Regions from separate parts of the Homo sapiens genome. Here region 2 is linked to region 1. Evidence: chromatin loops called from intact Hi-C (ENCODE). Cell type or tissue: PC-3. All regions are shown on one strand. Each heading gives the region's core, and the rest is flanking DNA. Links, peaks and the distances in the headings are about the cores only. Region 1 overlaps CASC15 (cancer susceptibility 15). Region 2 has its middle 60 kb from the start of PRL.

Region 1 (9,470 bases), core at 1,010-9,009:
CAAACACATAGCAATAAAGTTCTCGCAAGTAATCTTAAAAACAAGTGAAATGTTTCTGCTTCATTGAATCGACATGTCTCTTATTTGCAGTTTGGCATCTCATGCTGGCAAATGGTGGTGATATTTTTCTAACACTGCTCATGGCTGCAGCTACAGCCCTTAAGCCACATGGATATTGCTACTTCTCAGCAGGGTGAGAGCAAACAATTGCTTTCTGGAGCACCTTCCTGTGGAGGTGCTGCACTGCCAGGTATGCTTTACTAGTTACATTAAGGCAAGTACAAGTGAGATGGCCTCAGGGTCTGTAGATTCTGTCACTCATCCTGGAATTAAGTAAGTTGCCTATTTGGGACGTCCTTCCCAAGACGTGAGAGGTATACCTTTTTAGCAAAATTGATTATGCCGGCTAACTAGAACCGGAGAATCATTAAACAGGTGGGAGGTAATTGTCTACAACATGTCTTATTGGACTGTGTAGATATCAAGGTAAGTGGCCTTTAATTCATTTGAGATGCCCTTTCAGCCTCTCACTGTATAAGTGTGTCAAGGATGGTCCCAGACCCTGGGGTTCCAATGATGAGCAAGAGATGCATGGTCTCTGCCATCTTGGAGCTCAAGGTCCAGTAACTGCACACATCTTTTGTCCTTCAAGACAACCTTTTCCCAATTTGAATTCTCCAAAGTTAACCAAGGAAGAGATCCAGCAGTCACTTTTTACCCTTGCCTTTTCAACATCCTCTATGATCTCCCAAATCCTATATATTGTTTCTTTACCATCTGCCCTTGGATTTAAGATTTCTTCTCCATTCATTCCTAGAGTCCAAGCTCAGGTTCTCATACCCTCCCACCCAATGATCTCCAATCTGGTCACCCTCTTTTTGTTTCATTCCATTTGGCAGCCTGCCACCAAACTAATCGTACCAAACCACCACATTCATGATGTCCAGAACTACTGTCCAGATGGGTTAGACAACCCTTTGTCCAAAACCAAGGTGGCTCCTTATTTCTTCACGTTCATACACTACCAGTCAAGACAATCTATTATCTGATTATTCATTGTCTATTTAAACAGATTGGTCTATTAATGATCTTCTGATCACATCCTCCATTGAATCAGAAAAAAAAATGGGGGCTCAATTTTGTTAATAACAACGCATAAAGCATTGTGTAAGAAACAAAGACACACGAAGCATTGTCCCTGCCCTCAGAGAACATACTCTATAGAGCCTGTGCTACTTTTTTCTATCAATCATTACTAACCATTTATTATCTTTTATTGCTAGTCATTTCTTCAGGTTTTATTTCCCATGAAAATAATTAGTAAGTCTCAATCCACTTGCTAAGTGTGGGTCAGATAAGTGGTACCACAGATGGGCTGAAAAGGGAACAAACACTTCTACCTAAATGTCTGCGGAGGTTCCCCGAGTTCTCTGGGATTTGCAGTGAGCTATAAAATATCGGGCCAGGGAGTAGGGCAGGATTTAGGTATTAACAACAATAGCAATGGCAGTCGCTAAAAATTAGCACTTACTATGTGCCAGCATCTATTCTAAGCATTTTAGGTACATTAACCTACTTAATTTTATGAGAAAATATTTTTAATAAGTTATTTTCAGTGATACACAGACAGAAGCACAAGAGGGAGGTTAAATAAGTTGCCCAAACTACACAGCAAGTAAGTAGTAAAGCATATCTGGCCCCCGAGTGCGTGGTCTTAACCACCGTGCTGTCCTGCTTTGGAAATGAAAAAAATTGTGGGAGGGAGACCAGGTAGGTGAAAATACATGCATATGTCTGAAGGTGGATGAAGGAATCAAGTAGGGTGTTAGTTCTGTAGAAGCGGGACTAGGTTGAGGAGAGCCACAATATAAAGCTATTACCCTCTTCATAAACATTGGGACCAACAACCAAATTGTAGGATAATAAGTCCGGTAGCCAAATCTAAGATTGATGGGGGAGGAAGGGATTGGGTATAAGGAGACTAATCAAGAGGCTTCTGCAATTGCCTGGCTAAAAGGGAATGGTGCCCAAATCTTGGTAGCGGTGAAAGGAAAATTGAGATGGATTCTGGAGGTGTTATGAAGAAATGACATTATTGCGGTATTCTTGGAAAACAGAGAAGAGGTGATGGTAAAGCTGACTCTACATTTTTTAAAGCTCAGCTGAAGAAAGAACGCAGGTTCCTGAGCTTAGGAGTTGTGTCGTTCATCTTTTTTTCCCCAGTAGCTAGCAAAATGCTTGATATGCCTTTTTAAAGTAATGAATAAATGAAGGTGATGAAGGTAGAAATGGGAACATCAGAAGTGATGACGCCACATATAACAAAAATCTCTACAGTGAATTTAGTAATTCACAGGGTATCTGAGTGGCTTAGGTGGGTTGGCTTCCATCATGCCATTACTTATATATAAACAGAATTTGTTTTCTCTTTCCACCTTTGGCTTGCTTTTCAGATGCTACCTGATTTCCCCCACCACACGCCTCAGATGCTCTTCCTCAGGCTGATCTCAGTCAGGCTGCGTTTCCTCTACCCTGCCCCAGCGACCCCCATCCTTGCCCACCAGCTGTAGACTCATCCTGTCCAGATCTGCCCCCTAATCAGAATGTTGAACTTACCAAGATGATAAGATAAGCGGGCTAACATACTTTAACATTCTTTTATTTTTTTTTTTAATAGCACAGGGAGAAACCACAGACGTTTATCAGCCTTCTCACACAATTTTAGCTAACCAGAATACTAAATTAACGAACGTACCTCATTTCTTGGGCAGTTAATGAAGGTTAATGTGACATACTGCCTCTGGCTCTGGAAGTAAAAAGGGGTGTTACTGCCTCATATTATAGCTGGGGAAAAAAAAGTGTTAATAATCTTTCTCATCAGCAGTAAAGAATTGAGCTTTTAATACCCAGATATATTTTAGTAAAAGGCTAGTATATCATCTGTAAGTGGAGTTCAAGAGCAGTGTTAGATAACTAGGGCATTTCAAGAGCCTGCTTACACCACAGACCAAAAAAAAAAAAAAAAAAAAGAACAAGAGAAAAAAAAAATACAGCCAAAGCTGAATTTATTCCAAGAGAAAAGAAAAATGTGAATTTATGTTGGCAATATTTTCATTTATATCACTTTAGATCAACTCTAATAATCTTTAAATAGTAAGAAGAAAACTTGGATCTCACAAATAAGTGATTTTGAGTAAAGGGGGTAAATGTGTGAGCAAGGTCATTGTTTGATTCAATGATGTTCACACAAATGCATTATGTGGACCTGCTAATCTAAGACAGTGTGGTAGGCATTGTCTAGGGCCCTTAAAGAGCTTACAATACACTTACCCAGGAAGACACTTCCCTTCCTTTTACAGAGGGAAGCTATTGCATTTGATGAGAGCAAAAAATAGCAGGGGAGGCAGGGTAGGTGCAGTGGCTCACTCCTGTAATCCCAGCACTGTGGAAGGCCAAGGTGGGTGGATTGCTTGAGCCCAGGAGTTCGAGACCAGCCTGGGCAACATGGCAAAACCCCATCTCTACCAAAGAAAGTACAAAAATTAGCTGGGTGTTTTGGTGTGCACCTGTAGTACTAGCTACTCAGGAGGCTGAGGTGGGAGAACCACTTACGCCTAGGAGGTAGAGGTTGCAGTGAGCCATGATCATGCCACTGCCATCCAGCCTGGGCAACAGAGCAAGACACTGTCTCAAAAAAAAAAAAAAAAAAAAAGAAGGGTATGCTCTCTTGACAGGGAGCCAACCCACCTTAGAGATCTTACCATAGCAGAAATGGCTTGCATGATGTGAATATTCAGTGAATGTGACTCTTCAATCCTTTAAGTGAATAAGAATGCTATGCTTTATCTGTGCAATCCTGGGAAATATTAATGATGTGCTGATAGTGTCAAGAAAGGCAGGGTCTATAGGTTTATTTAGCAGAGTTGCTAGAGGACTTAAAACTGCATGTCATGGTTTCTAACCTCTTCAAAATGGATGCTGAATTAAGATGAGCCCTTCCCAAAGCAGACTGACAAAGTGACTAATTGCTGGCTGCTGGCAGAGGACTGATTTCCCCTCTCTCTGCTGTCCAGCGTTATTACCCTCGTCCATTTTACAGGGACCAAATGGCAAGTTTAAGGTGGAAGAACTGTGTTTGTTCACCTGTGAGTGGTTTGACCTTAGACTTTGCAGAGCACTGTCAGGAAGTCGGTTTTTCCATGCTCTTTACAGTAAACAAAGACAGTGTGGCTGGGCTCCAAATGTTACAGAAGGTCAGGGACCAAACTGCCTCAAAGACAAAGACTGCTTCCAGAAATTGAAACACAAAATAGATGTGAGCGCCATCAACATTCCACACTGTGCTCCTGTTCATTCTCAGTGTTTGCTTCAAACAATGTGACACATACCCAGCGTAGATGCATAATAGAAATAGAATCATAAAACCCCAGGTGCTGGAAAGCACCTTAAAGGTCATCTGGTCCAACTGCAAATCTAAATTGTGAATGCTGCCCTTTAAAACCTCCTCCATGTAATCATCCAGGCTCAAGGGGAACACCTCTGGTGACTATAAACGCAGTGCCCTGGGAGACAGACAAGCCATTCCATCTTTTGAATGCAACAGCCTCAGTATTTAAAACCCTGAGCTAAGGCCGGGCGCGGTGGCTCATGCCTGAAATCCCAGCACTTTGGGAGGCCAAGACGAGCAGATCACCTGAGGTCAGGAGTTTGAGACCAGCCTGGCCAACATGGTAAAACCCTGTCGCTACTAAAAATACAAAAATTAGCCAGGCGTGCTGGCATGCGCCTGTAATTCCAGCTATTCAAGAGGCCGAGGCATGAGAATCACTTGAACCCAGGAGGCGGAGGTTGCAGTGAGCCAAGATCACGCTACTGCACTCCAGCCTGGGTGACAGAGTGGGACTCTGTCTCAAAAAAAAAAAAAGAAAAGAAAAGAAAAGAAAAACCTCTGAGCCAAAATGTCCTATTCTATGACAGTAGGAGCCTCACTGGAGCTTCTGTTTATTAGCCCTTGATTTGGGAGCTCAATCTAGTGTGACTTCCCCATGATGGTTCCTCAGTTACTGGAGGGCATCTATCATCCCCCATCCAGATTTTCCTTCTCTACACAAAATATCTGCAACTTCTTTAGACATTACTCTGTGACTTCAAGTCTATTCAACATTCAATTTCTGAGCCTAGGAATACATTCCAGTTGATCGGTAGTGCTTTGAATGATGTGTCACACAAAACATAACACAAGGTCCCATCATGTGGCTACACAAAGCAAAATAGTCCTATTACTTCCATCATTCAAACTGATCACATTTCATTTAGTGCAGACTAACCTGCACTTGCTTTCCTAGTGGGTACCTCATGTTGGTGACTCTTACTGGGCTCACCTGTGCCTTTATTCATACAGTTTCACCTAAATCACATTTCTACCATCTTCAGACAATGTCTTTGTGCATTAATTTGACTGGTTTTGTTTTGTTATTGGTTTTGGTTACCACATCTGATCAGATTTTAGGTATATTTTAAAACATTTTTAAGCCAGGCATAGTGGCTCATGTCTGTAAGCCCAGCACTTTGGGAGGCCGGGGGCAGATAACTTGAGCTCAGGAGTTTGACACTAGCCTTAGCAACATGCTGAAACCCCGTCTCTACAAAAACACAAAAATTAGCCAGGCATGGTGGTGTGTGCCTGTGGTCCCAGCTATTCAGGAGGCTGAGGTGGGAGGATCACCTGAGTGTGGGAGGATCACTTGAGCCTGGGAGGCGGAGGTTGCAGAGAGCCATGATTGCACCACTGCACTCCAGGCTAGGTGACAGAGTGAGACCCTGTCTCAAAGAAAAAAAAAAATTGTTTTAAAGGAAAGAAGTAGTAGTAAGTTATTCTTGAAGGAGTCATAGATAAACCTGTAAATACACATATCTATCCATGGTAAGATATGAGACTTATGAGAGCAGAAGTTCTTAGAAGGCATTGAGTACACCTTCTGTTTTTCATCTATCACAACAGCACTGCATAGAATAAAATAACTCTGATTACATAAAATACCCTGGCCTAGTAGGAAAAATACTGGACTAGAAGTCAAAAGCTGTGGGATCTGGTATCTATATTGCTATGGACTATATGTTTATCTGTTATATAATTATAGAAAGGTCATTTTATCTTTTTCCAAGCTATAGTTTCCTTCATTGTAAAGTGAGAATCTCAATACACACCCTGCGCTGTACCGCATTCTAATAGTTTATATTTCTGTGGAATTCTAATGAAATTTGTAAATCTATTCTTTAATACAATGAAATAAATTGTATATTAGCCAGTGGTTAAGCCCCGGCTAAAATTTTCTATAGACTTTCATTAACATTAGATAAGTTTTACATTAAATTTTGTCTTAAGTGAGTGAATGGCATATTCACAAATCAGAAAGTTCTTGTGTCCAGAGTTTTTTTTTTAATATGCCAATTAGGGAAATTAGATAAGTCTGACTGGGGGTCCTGGAATCTTTACCCTCTGATAAAATAACAGTTTTGAATAGGTGAACCAATTACTGAGATTCTTGGGGTAAGGAATAAATGTCATAACGTGATATCATCACTTTCCTATAATCCAAATGTCTTCTTAAAATGTCTTTAATTAACTATACAGAGAGAACCTTTAGGTTGAAAAGATCTAGTTTCTTTCACATTTTTAAACTAGAGCCATGACAACAGAGTGCCTTGATGTCAATCAGCAGTTCCCACAATGGGAATACTATTCACATTCTGGGTGAGGGGGGAGGGAATGATGGCATATGGGCATAACAAGAGAACACCAGCTCATCTTAAAATCTTGCAATACAGTAAAATTAACTCCATGATCAGATTCTAAGACACATCCAACCCTCATAACATTAACTTCACAGAGTACAATAGTTGGTCTTTTTACTAAGTATATTACTAGACTATGCAGTTTTTCTCTTAGATCAAAAGAAATAAAATAAAAATTGGAACAGTGGGCTTCATTTTCTCAAAATCTGGGCCCAGTTTTGGCCCAGCCTTTCTCTGTGCATGTTCCTTCACCATCCTGACCTCAGCGCCATCTTCTGTAAAATAGAAGAGGTCTCTGAGTGTCTAGGCTCTCTGCCCATATGTCAGAAAGGAGGCATGTTTTTTGGCTTTTGAAGATCCCCTGCTTTCAACAAGTAAGCTATCCAAGCAGCGTATGATCCTGGAGATCCACAAGTCATATTGTATCTTAGTTTCTCTCATTCTTAAAAGCTTCATGGCAAAGACCCTAGTGCAACAATATTGTCTCAGTCTCAAATCCCTTTCTGGGCATCAGGCAGAGGGCTCTCAAGCCAAGACCCTGGGCTTCAGTAGCAGTGGGAATGCAGCACTTCAATGAGCCTGAAAAAAAAAGCCACAGCTATATGATGCACACATAGTACAGACATAGTGATGTGGAGATGGACTGGTGCCTTTTGATGTTTGCAAAATATACCTAGGTAGCAAATTGTTACATAATTAAGTGCCCAATGGCATTTGATATGAACAAAAGTTGTAAACATTAGCTTATTGTAACCAATAAAATAGAGATTCTAAAATGCAATTAGCACAAATGACCACATCTCCATTCAAGTAGCAAGGCAGACTTTTAGAGGAAACCTTAAAATAATTAAAGTGGCCACGTTCAGGATGCCAAATGCATACAGATATATCACTGGCTGCTAAAGCAGTAAAGCTTTCTCAGGCAAAGAGGAGGCACGCTTATGCCCAAGGTTAGATTGAGTGTCTTATTGAAGTACAGCACCCCCTCCGCCCCCACTGCATTTGATGGCCTTTTCTGCAGGTTCCTCCAAGATCAGTGCTATAGTATTATGGTGTCTATAGGATGTAGGTATATGGAAGGGAGGAAAAGGACGGCAGAACTGGAAAGAAAAGATGTTCATTTTTTACTCCATTAGACTCAATGCATGCTTTATGTAGAATTCATCCCATAAGGTCAAAAATCTAATTAGGCTTTATTTTAAAAGCTCTGAAACATGCAATAAATCACATGTGATTTTTTTCATATGAGCTGTGACTCAATGATTGAATTTATGTTCATGAAAATAGTTCAGCTTACATTAAACACTGGTTCCTGATACTCCCTTTCCCAAAACACACAAACACACACACACTCACTCACTCACAGTTTATATATAAATAGATATGTGTATGTTTTATTGAGATTATAAAGTTATAAAGTATATCTAACTGTACAAGTATGCAAAATTATACATATAGAAGATAGTATCTGCATAGATAACTTATCTTAATAGAGTTGGCTTAATTTTTGATACTCTGTATTCAAGGACAAAGATTTGTTATTACTGAGGATACTGAAAAGAATCTCTTTTTTCAGAATCTAAGGAAAATTTAAAAATAATTATTCAAATATGTTGATGTAGTGACATAAATGTAGCACCTCTTCATATGACTTCTTTGAAAGGAGAAACTTTTGTTTATACGAGTATACTAAAAAGGCCAAAATGATCTTAATACTTTTAGGTTACTGAGGCTGCAAAAAGACGTATTGATCAGTAAGCGGATTATCAGGTGTAGTTAAATGTAAAGTGTAAAACCCTGGGAAAAGAGTAAATCTACTAATACTGGACAATTAGTACTACATGTTAGGTACTGCTCTGAGCACTTCGCATTTACTGAGTTAGGCACTATTTCAATCTCCATTTTATAGATGAGAAAAGTGCAGCAACAGAGAAGTTCAATAACCACGAAGGCCACACAGCTAACACATGGGAGAGCCAGGCTGCATATTCAGGTAGTGAGGCTCCACAATTCTTGCCCCAGAGTCCATTACTCTGCCTTGTATCTCTTCCTTCTTTTTCTCTTCTCCCACCTGACCCCTAACACCCAAAACCATATCAAAGGCAGATCCCTCTCTTGAATCTGCTCAGGCCTCATAGTTAGTGTCCATGATACAGAACCAGGCTTTCTAAAGGAGTTTTAGAAACATTTTATCTAATTGTTATAACAACTCTGCCAGTGTGCTGTTATTCTCCTTTGACAGATGAAGAAACTGAAACCCACAGAGATGAAGTAACATCCTCAAGATCAAAAGGTAACAAACGATTGAGGCAGGATTTGGATATTGCTCTACATGACGGGAAAGCCTGTGCTCTTGGAATTACAGTCATAGTACAACAGATCAAGTTCAAAGCATCATCTAAGTCAAGGAAAACCAGTAAAGAGGTTTGGAGAGACAAACAGGGTCAACTCCAGGCATTTGGGTCAGCAGAAACGGCACGATTGAGCAGCACTGTGACTATAGGATCATGGATCAGAGGCTGCTTCCTCTTTGGTTCTGGGCATCAGCCTCATGTCCACTCAAAGTAAGTGGCCCCTCTGATTGGAATCGGAGGTGCCTGGGTCATCTCACAGAGCCAAACAAATACAATTAGCTATTGCAAAGCCTTTTGGGAATTATTCCCAGTGTAAATAAA
Region 2 (9,470 bases), core at 1,090-9,089, 96 kb before region 1:
GTTTTCATAGCAGCCTTGAATAATCTTTTGTATTTTGTGGTATCGGTTGTAATATCTCCCATTTCATTTCTAATTGAGCTTATTTGGATCTTCTCTCTTCTTTTCTTGGTTAATCTTGCAAATGGCCAATCAATTTTATTTAACTTTTCAAAGAACCAAATTTGTTTCATTTATCTTTTGTATTTTGTTTCTTTGTTTGTTTCAATTTCATTTGGTTCTACTCTGATCTTCATTATGTATTGGGTTTGGGTTGGGATTGTTCTTGTTTCTCCACTTCCGTGAGGTGTGACTTTAGATTGTCTATTTGTGCTCTTTCAGACTTTTTGATGTAAGCATTTAGTGCTATGAAACTTTCCTCTTAGCACTGCTTTTGCTGTATCCCAGACGTTTTAATAGTTTGTATCACTATTATCATTCATTTCGAAGAATTTTTTAATTTCCATCTTGATTTCATTGTTGACCCAATAATTATTCAGGAGCAGGTTATTTAATTTCCATGTATTTGCACGGTTTTTAGGGTTCCTTTTGGAGTTGATTTCAAATTTTATTCCACTGTGGTCTAAGAGAGTACTTGATATAATTTTGATGTTCTTAAATTTACTGAGGTTTGTTTTGTGGCCTATCACACAGTCTGTCTTGGAGAATGTTCCATGTGCTGATGAATATAATGTATATTCTGCAGTTGTTGAGTAGAATGTTTGGTAAATATCTGTAAAGTCCATTTGTTGTAGGGTATAGTTTAAGTCCATTGTTTCTTTGTTGATTTTCTGTCTTAATGACCTGTCCAGTGCTCTCAGTGGAGTATTAAAATCCCCCACTAGTATTGTGTTGCTGTCTATCTCATTTCTTAGGTCTAGTAGTAATTGTTTTATAAATTTTAGAGCTCCGGTATTAGGTGCATATAAATTTAAAATTGTGGCATTTTCCTGTTGGACTAGTTATTTTATCATTGTATACTGTCCCTCTCTGTCTTTTTTAACTGCTGTTGCTTTAAAGTTTGTTTTGTCTGATTAAGGATAGCCACTCCTGCTCACTTTTGGTGTCCATTTGAATGGAATATCTTTTCCACCCCTTTACATTAAGTTTATGTGAGTCCTTATGTGTTAGGTGAATCTCCTGAAGACAGAAGGAACTTGGTTGGTTGATTCTTATCTATTCTGTATTTTTTAAGTGAAGCATTTAGGCCATTTACTTTCAATGTGAGTATTGAAATGTGAGGTACTATTCTACTCATTGTACTATTTGTTGCCTGAATACCTTGGCTTTTTTTCATTGTGTTATTGTTATATAGGTCCTGTGAGATTTACGCTTTAAGGAGGTTCTATTTTGGTGTACTTTGAGGGTTTTCTTTTGGGTTATTATGTGTTCATAATTATCACTTATTGAGGATATACTGCATGTTAGGTTTGCTTTAGTTTCTTTGCATATTTTCTGCAATACCTACAGCATTACTACATGGTAGCATCCTTATTATCATTTATAAAATCAAGGTCCTGAGGCTTTTAAAGTTAAGTAACTGGATTACACAACTAATAAAACTGAGAGTTGAACCTCAATTTGTTGAAATCCAAAATGTGCTTCACTAAGTCATGCTCTCCTCTATTGCTCAACAATCAATGGACACATGAGCAACTTGGTTTCTCAATCTTTAATTTGGCCTTGGCTTAAGTATCCTTTCATAGGATTGTTACCAATATTAACAGTCTGATTATCTTTAAGACAATATATACGCTTTTAAAATATTCTTTCAAAGTAAATATTTTCATCAGTTCTCTTACCAGTAGGGTTAGGAGGTTGGACTAATGAACCCTCAGTTCTGACATTTTCTAAATTGTAATTCTATTATACAACTGCGTTAAGACTGTAAGACAAGAAGACACATGAGAAAGATTGAGAAGCATAATTCAGAGAGGTAATAAGTTTCCCTACAACTTTAGGGAAGCCTAATAGGTCTTGCCTTAGAAGTTCAGCCTCTTAATATTACTTTTCACATAACATACTCTTGACAGCATTTATTATTAATGATCATCTATGAGTTATGAAGGACAAAATCATGTGAATGGAATCCAAAAGTCAAACAACGGTCTCTCAGAAGCAATTGAACCTTATCCAACTGCAGCATAATTTTGGGAATGAGCTAAAGAGTAGCACTAAAGAAAATGCTTTGCTTGAGGTAGTGATTTAATCTCTAAGGAGTGCCACCAGAAATATAGATGGAGCAGGAGAGAGGAAAAAGTGGTCATGGTATTAAGAAACATCCATGGTCAATCCCACAATAGGTCAGTTGTATGTGCAACCCTGAACTTTAAATCACATGGATTCTGAAGGCTTGGACGCAGACATATTTCTTCATTCAACACTCCCTGGCTCCTCGGTATTGGCAAATTCAGGTCTGTAAAGGGTCAAATGTGTTGAACTCCTGTCAAACTTTCCAGGGTGGTTTAAAGTCAGTAATTTTCATCTTAATCCTGAGGCCACAGTGTGTTCAAGTTAGAAATCTACTCCATATGTTCATGATATTATTTCACAGACGCTCCTGAAAGATTTCTTCATAAGAACTCTGTGAGGTTTCCAAACCTCCTTGGCCTCTTAAGATTGGTTTAACTTCAACATTAGAAATAAAAATATCATTAGTTAAAATCAGTATCTCTTATTGAGATTCTAGTATATGCAAAGCACTTTTTCATGCATTATCTCATTGAATTCTCACAACCAGCCAGCGAGTTGGATGGAAGCATCCCCTTTTTCAGATACGAAGGCACAGATGGATAAACAGCCCCTCAAATGTGTCCAGCTGGCTTATGGCCTCTGCCGAGGGCTGAACCTAAGTCTATCTAGCTCCAAAGCTCATATCCTTTTACTACATCACACTGTTTCTAAAGCTGGTTTCTTTTTAGATTAGAAAATGATAGGTATTCTCTTGAAATATGGGATATGCCCTTGCTTAGAAGAAAACGAAGCCCAGTAACATGTTCTCTGTTACCTAGCCCCTTCCCCAGCTGACCTGCCGACCACAGTGATATTGTAAGTTATTATTCTCTATAGAAAGGGTTCTTTGTTTGGGTCTTTTAAAACTGCAAACCAGTCATTCTGGAAAAAAAGGCAAGCAGCTTGAATTTGTACCCATAAGTTTGTTTGCATGCCCATTACTCGTGTCCCTTTTCTTTAAACTGAACTTGTCAAACTGTTTTTGCAAGTATTCAAAATGTTGCCACCCATTTAGTCCTCTCTAGAATATAAATTCTAAACGGTTTTGTAAAGAACTGGAAAGTGCTAGTTTTGCTAACATTTGGAGAATTTGAAATTAAAATGGAAAGATGTTAAATGATCAAAAAGGCAAGAGAAATATCACCAGAGCCAAAACTTGCCCTGACTCACCAGCTCCATGGTTGCATTCTCAATGTCTGGTATCTTGTATCTTAAGAAAACGCAAATTTGACTTATTCTTGCAAAATGCGAACAAAGTCAACTTTAAATCTAATAAAATAAAACATCTCCGGCGAATTCTGAAGTAGAAGATTTAAAATAGGAAAACGAAAAGTCTAAAAGAAGCAAAAAATTATTTTTATGTCGTCTACTCTGTGCCAGAACCCTGCCAGGTATTTTAACCTAGTGCCTTTTTCTCATTGTGACCCAACAAAGTAGGTTTTATTCTCATTTCATAAATGAGGCATCTGAGTTCTTCATATCTGAGGTCATATATCTTGCCCAAGGTCACACAAGAAGTAAATAGAAAACCTAGAATCAGAACTAAGCTCTAACTCCAAAACCCATTCCTTTTTCATTTTATTAAACTGTTGCCTTGAATTTTAAAATACATGAAATAGTCACTAAACTACATTTTCATTGACTAATAACTATTATGGGAGAATTATTGTAGAGTAATTCATAAAGCAGTAGAACTTGCCAAGTAAACACATTTTTAATGATGATGACCAAAGCATACTCATACAGTCATTTAAACAGGTGAGGTGATCATTATATTGCTCCCCTGTTTAAACAAGGTTTTCATTCATTTAAGAAATATAACATGGCATGATGCATGTTTGGAAGAGATAAGACATGCCTCTGAGCCACCATCTGAGAGGGTGAAGGCAGAGACCCATGATGTGAGAGGAAAGACAGTGATGCAAAATGTATTTTATCTCAAAGAAGCATATGCCTTGAGGTCTTTTCATTGAAAGTGTTAAAGTCCAAGGGAAGAAAATAAAACTACAGAGCCTTTTTCTTATTTTCCTCATCAATATGAAATGATTTATCTTACTTGCCTTATGTTTTACGCCATAAATAGAAAATCTTGATAAAATAACTGTGCGAACAATTCCAAATAACTATTTCAGATAAGTTAGGAAAATATTATCTATTGAATCACTCTGATGCCATTAATATTGAAATGAGTAACATCACACAGCCCATCTGAATCACTTATCATTTAAGTAAAATACACTGACACAGGATTTTGCATTTTTCCTCTGTAAGAAAGAAGCATCAGTGGAAAGCAGTAGAGGAACATAAACAAAACAGACGGTGTTAAGAAAATAGGTGGCCCCAGAATCTGTGTGAGAAATCTCAGACTCACACTCTTGGCACCGTTCCCCCTTGTGCCTCTTTGGAAGCTCTAGCTCCTCCAGATCTTGGCTGTTCTTTTTCCAAAAGACACCACTCATCTGACTTGATGTGAAAACCCACCCTCGGGTCATTATCACCAGGTAATGGCAAATGCAGAGAAAACCCTATGTTTCCAAATCCTGGATTCTCTCAGTCCCTTGGAATGTGCCACTTTTCAGGAAGTGTTCAGGTCCCTTATGTCAGTACGCTCCTCACCAGGACTCTCAGCCCTACCCCATGCAAGTTTGCTGCACCTCTCTGAATCTGAAAGCAGGTTAGCACAGCCTGATCTTTCCCAAGTATGGAGAATCAAACCACAGCCTCTATTTCAGTGAGTCATCACTCCTCTTCTTGTCTATTCCATGTCTAGGAAGATTTGTTTGCTCTTGTTACTCACCAGTCTTGTACCACCAGACAGCTTGGCTGCCTCTCAGTTATTTCATCTGTTCAACTAGCGTTTGGTCATTCCCCTCATCGTGATGTGCAGCAGATGGCTTGGGTTGTCCTCCTTCCTGCCCAGCAGAATTGTGTTACAATAAGCATGACTTCTGTGCCTGTCAGCTAGCAGTGCTCCAAGCCACCACTTGCAAACTCCCTTCATGCAATTTAATGAGGATGTTTCTTAAGTAGTTATCTCAGTCCGTTTTCTGTTGCTTATAACAGAATACTTGAAACTAGGTAATTTATAAAGAAAGGGAATTTATTTCTTAAATTATGGAGGCTGAGAAGTCCAAGGTTAAGGGACTACATTTGATGAGGGCCTTCTTGCTGGTGGGGACTCTCTGCAGATTCCCAAGTTGATTCAGGGCATCACATGATGAGGAGGCTGAGTGTGCTAGGTCAGATTTCTCTTCCTCTCTTACAAAGCCACCAGTCCCATTCCCATGATAACCCACTAATCCATTAGCTTATTAATCTATGAATGGATTAATCCTGCCCTCATGACCCAATCATCTCTTAAGGACTCCACTTCTCAATACTGCCACATTGGGGATTAAATTCCAACATGAGTTTTGGAGGGGACATTTAAACCATAGCAGTTGTGCTGCAACAACTGACTATGAAACTCAGGAGTGTAGTCTCTGGCATATAACAGTCTGAGACAGTTACACTGCCATCTTCCTCTTGACTTAACTCCGGTCTGAAATTCAACTTGGCATGCCCCATATGCTGATATCCCATAAAACATGCTATATTCTTTTATGTGGTTTTCTACTCTATGCCAAGCAAATGCCATGCTATTCATACAAATTTAATTTAAAACAATGCATATTAGTCCATTTTCATGCTGCTGATAAAGACATATCTGATACTGGGCAATTTACAAAAGAAAGAGGTTTATTGGACTTACAGTTACGTGCCTTGGGAGACCTCACAATCATGGTGGAAGTTGAAAGGCACATCTCACATGGTGGCAGACAAGAGAAGAGAATGAGAGCCAAGCAAAACGGGTTTCACCATATCAAACCATCAGATCTCATGAGACTTATTCACTATGAGGAGAACAGTATGGGGGAACTGCCTCCATGATTCAATTTTCTCCCACCAGGTCCCTCTCACAACACATGGGAATTATGGTAGTAAAATTCAAGATGATATTTGGGTGGGGACACAGAGCCAAACCATATCACTATGCAAAATCATTTATTCTTTCAAATATGCTTTTAATATCATACATCAACTTAGAGCAAGAAAACCTACCATATAGCTAGAATAATTATTGGGAAAAAATATTGAAAGACATTGTTTTATTCTACCAATCTAAACTTGTGTTTCTCACCACTGGGAGTATATTAGAATCCCCTATGGGACTTAAAAAAATTATAGATGCCTTAACTCCAGATTGCTTATGTCCCCTCCCAAAAGATCAAGCTGCCTTTCAAGCTTTTTCCATGTAGCAATATTGTAGCAATATTGTGAGGTTAATTCTGAGGCTTTTATAGAAATGTGGCTAACTAATGAATACCTTGAGTATCTCCATTGTACAGTAAAAAATATTACTGTAGCCATGAAATGTGTTCATATTCCAATCAGAGTTTGCCCTTTCCACTGGGGCCGAGTCTAAGAATTCCAGCTGGTAAATGGATAAGTAGAATAAACATCCATGTAAATAATAAGGAGATTGCAATTAGGATCTGCTTTTAACTTAAACCTTTCTGTGATCATCTATCTGATTAAACCATTCATCTTTTTTAAAAAAATAAGAGTGTTGTTCTCTTACAAGTTATTGCCTGAGTTATCCTGGATGCTCAGGTTGCAAGAATAGATACATTCAGGTTATCTCAAATGTTAAATAAATATTGTAAGGCCTATGAGAAAGGAAAGAAACTCCAAAACTAACTCTGCAATACATACCAAAGATTGAAAGCAGAATGTTCTTTATCATTTTTTAGGGTGAATAGATGGTTTCTAGAGAGCAACTCTAGAATTCATCTCCTTAGCAAAGTATGGCATTGTGGTCAACACAAGAAAACTCTAGATGCTTCAAGTAGAAGGAATTTAATACAGGAATTGGTTTCACAAGAGATGAAAATGTGAGAAGATCAATAGGCAATGGTGGGTCTCATTAAAATCAGCAATAATCTGCTGTCACCCTGAGAGCTGGAAAGACAAAGAGAGAAGGTGGTGTTACAAGAAATGACAAAGCATGGCCACCTGGGGGAAAGAGGACGACGGTGGGCCTGCCTGGTGGGAGGTTGCACAATCAAATGAGATGCTTTCAGGCAGGAGCTGGAATCATAAAGGTTATATAGCCTCTGCCAAAGACACCAACTGAGACAGGAAGAGAGGGGAAAATATACTGGCTTTTCCCTTCTTCCTGCAGCCATATCTCCTACCGGTGCCTTCCATCAACTTAACATAACCAGGAGTTAGTGATAGATATCAGTGCTGGAGAAATATAGAGAATGGATCTGAGGGCAAAAAGGCAAATTTCAGAACAGAGGGCATCTGTGGCTCCCAGCTCTATCACTTCACCATCCTGATGATTCAGCATCTCAGTCTCTGCTTCACCTTGGATTGCTTACTTCTATCTCTTTGTACGTTATGAATTCAAACTCACAAAAAGAAAGGGTATGCTTGGGTTGATTAGCCCTGCTTAATCTAAAGCAGTGTTATTAGGTAGAGTTGTGCAGCAATACAGTTTCTATAAAACTCCTTTTGATTGAGCCACGTGTGCAACAAGCTATAGAGTTCTTGACAAGTCACTTGGTGTAAAGCAAGAAAACTACCACACGAAGGAAACATCCACAGTTAATGTTCTCAGGAAAGGGACATGTTACATCTAGGAAGTACTTGGAGGATTTTTGAGAAATCCTCAGTGTTATGAGCTGAATTTGTGCCTTTCTCCCAAATTCATATGTTGAAGCCCTACCCCCCAGCTGCTTAGAATGTAGCTGTATTTGGAGATAGGGTCTTTAAGAAGGTCATTAATTTAACATGAGGTCATATGGGTGGGCCTTAATCCCATATAACCAGTGTCATATGGGAGAGACTAGGATACGGACACGGAAGGAAGACCATGTGAAGACAAAGGAAGCAGACAGACACATGCAAGCCAAGGAGAGAGGCCTCAGGAGAAACCAACTCCGTTGACACCTTGATCTGGGATTCCTAGCTTCCAGAATTGTAAGAAAATTAATTTTTGTTGGCTGGGCACAGTGGCTCACACCTGTAATCCCAGCACTTTGGGTGGCCAAGGCGGGTGGATCATGAGGTCAGGAGATCGAGCCCCTCCTGGCCAACATGGTGAAACCCCATCTCTACTAAAAATACAAAAATTAGCTGGGCGTGGTAGTGTGCCACTGTAGTCCCAGCTACTCAGGAGGCTGAGGCAGGAGAATCACTTGAACCTGGGAGGCAGAGTTTGCAGTGAGCCAAGATCATGCCAGTGCACTCCAGCCTGGCGACAGAGCAAGACTCCGTCTCAAAAAAAAAAAAAAAAAAAAAAGAAAATTAGTTTTTATTGTTTGAGCCACTCAGTTGGTGGTACTTTGTTACGGCGGCCCTAGTAACCTAATATAGTTGGTAAATTAGACTGAAATGTTTGTATAGATCACCAGTACTTTGAAGGACAATGGTGTGTACAATATATTTAGTGATGATTACCTCTGTCACCAGGGCTCTTTAACATTGGTCTTTGTGTTAGTCAGCAAGGGCTGCCATAACAAAATACCACAGACCAAGTGACTTAAACAATAGAAATTTATTTCTTCACAGTTCTGGAGGCTGGAAGTCCAGATTAAGTTGTCAGTTCAGTTTCTCCTGAGCTCTCTCAGTTTGCAGACAACTGCTTTCTTAGTGTGTCTTCATGGAGACTTTGCTCTGGGCAAGCTCATCCCTAATGTCTCTTCCTCTTTTTATAACGATACCAGTCATATTGGATTAGGGCCCACTCATCTGACCTCATCTAAACTTCATTATCTTTTTAAAGGCCCTATCTCCAAATACGGTCACATTGAGGGTTAGGACTTCAACACATGAATTTTGAGGGAATATTATTCAATCCTTAACAGTCTTCAAACATTTAATCTTTTCTACTTTTAGTTGTAGCTACTGAAAGTGTTCCCATCTGGGCAGCAAAGATCTGGTCTGGAGACCCAGCTAGGACACCTCTTCTGAGTGTCATCAAGTTGATCACAAGTTCTAATAATTAGTCTTTAGTTCTCTAAAATGGGAATCCAAACCCTTTTCTCACCAGGTCATTGTGGAAATTTAATTAGACTGTTGATGAGAGTATTTTGTGAACTACGAATAATAAAGTTTCATCACTGATATCCTCATGAGAATCAGTGTACCTCCCAATGTTTACTTCTATCTGGAAGGTCATCCTCCACATAATCACTAGGTCGAGCCTATTCTTT

What was found. Peaks named below come from ENCODE experiments on the same cell type or tissue, not always from the same donor. Only the 100,000 strongest peaks of a DNase experiment are listed, where the experiment ranks them.
Region 2: it touches region 1 in a loop (5-fold over the local background); 3 of 110 quality-filtered maps call a loop at or near these places.

The regions. Positions count from the first base shown.
Region 1 is chr6:22,136,237-22,145,706 of GRCh38, reverse strand. The region is part of intron 9 of CASC15 (cancer susceptibility 15); the gene reads right to left. It overlaps NBAT1 (neuroblastoma associated transcript 1), which reads left to right. Exons shown (of 3, transcript NR_034143.1): 3 at 9,038-9,470. Among named protein-coding and RNA genes, the nearest start is that of NBAT1, 6.2 kb to the left of the region's middle. RefSeq lists an enhancer at 1-489. In PC-3, for the core only: no CTCF peak of the experiment used is centred there; a DNase peak (open chromatin) is centred at 4,186; H3K27ac peaks cover 1,673 bases.
Region 2 is chr6:22,232,353-22,241,822 of GRCh38, reverse strand. No RefSeq gene overlaps it. Among named protein-coding and RNA genes, the nearest start is that of PRL, 60 kb to the left of the region's middle. In PC-3, for the core only: no CTCF peak of the experiment used is centred there; a DNase peak (open chromatin) is centred at 4,882; H3K4me3 peaks cover 529 bases; H3K27ac peaks cover 2,561 bases.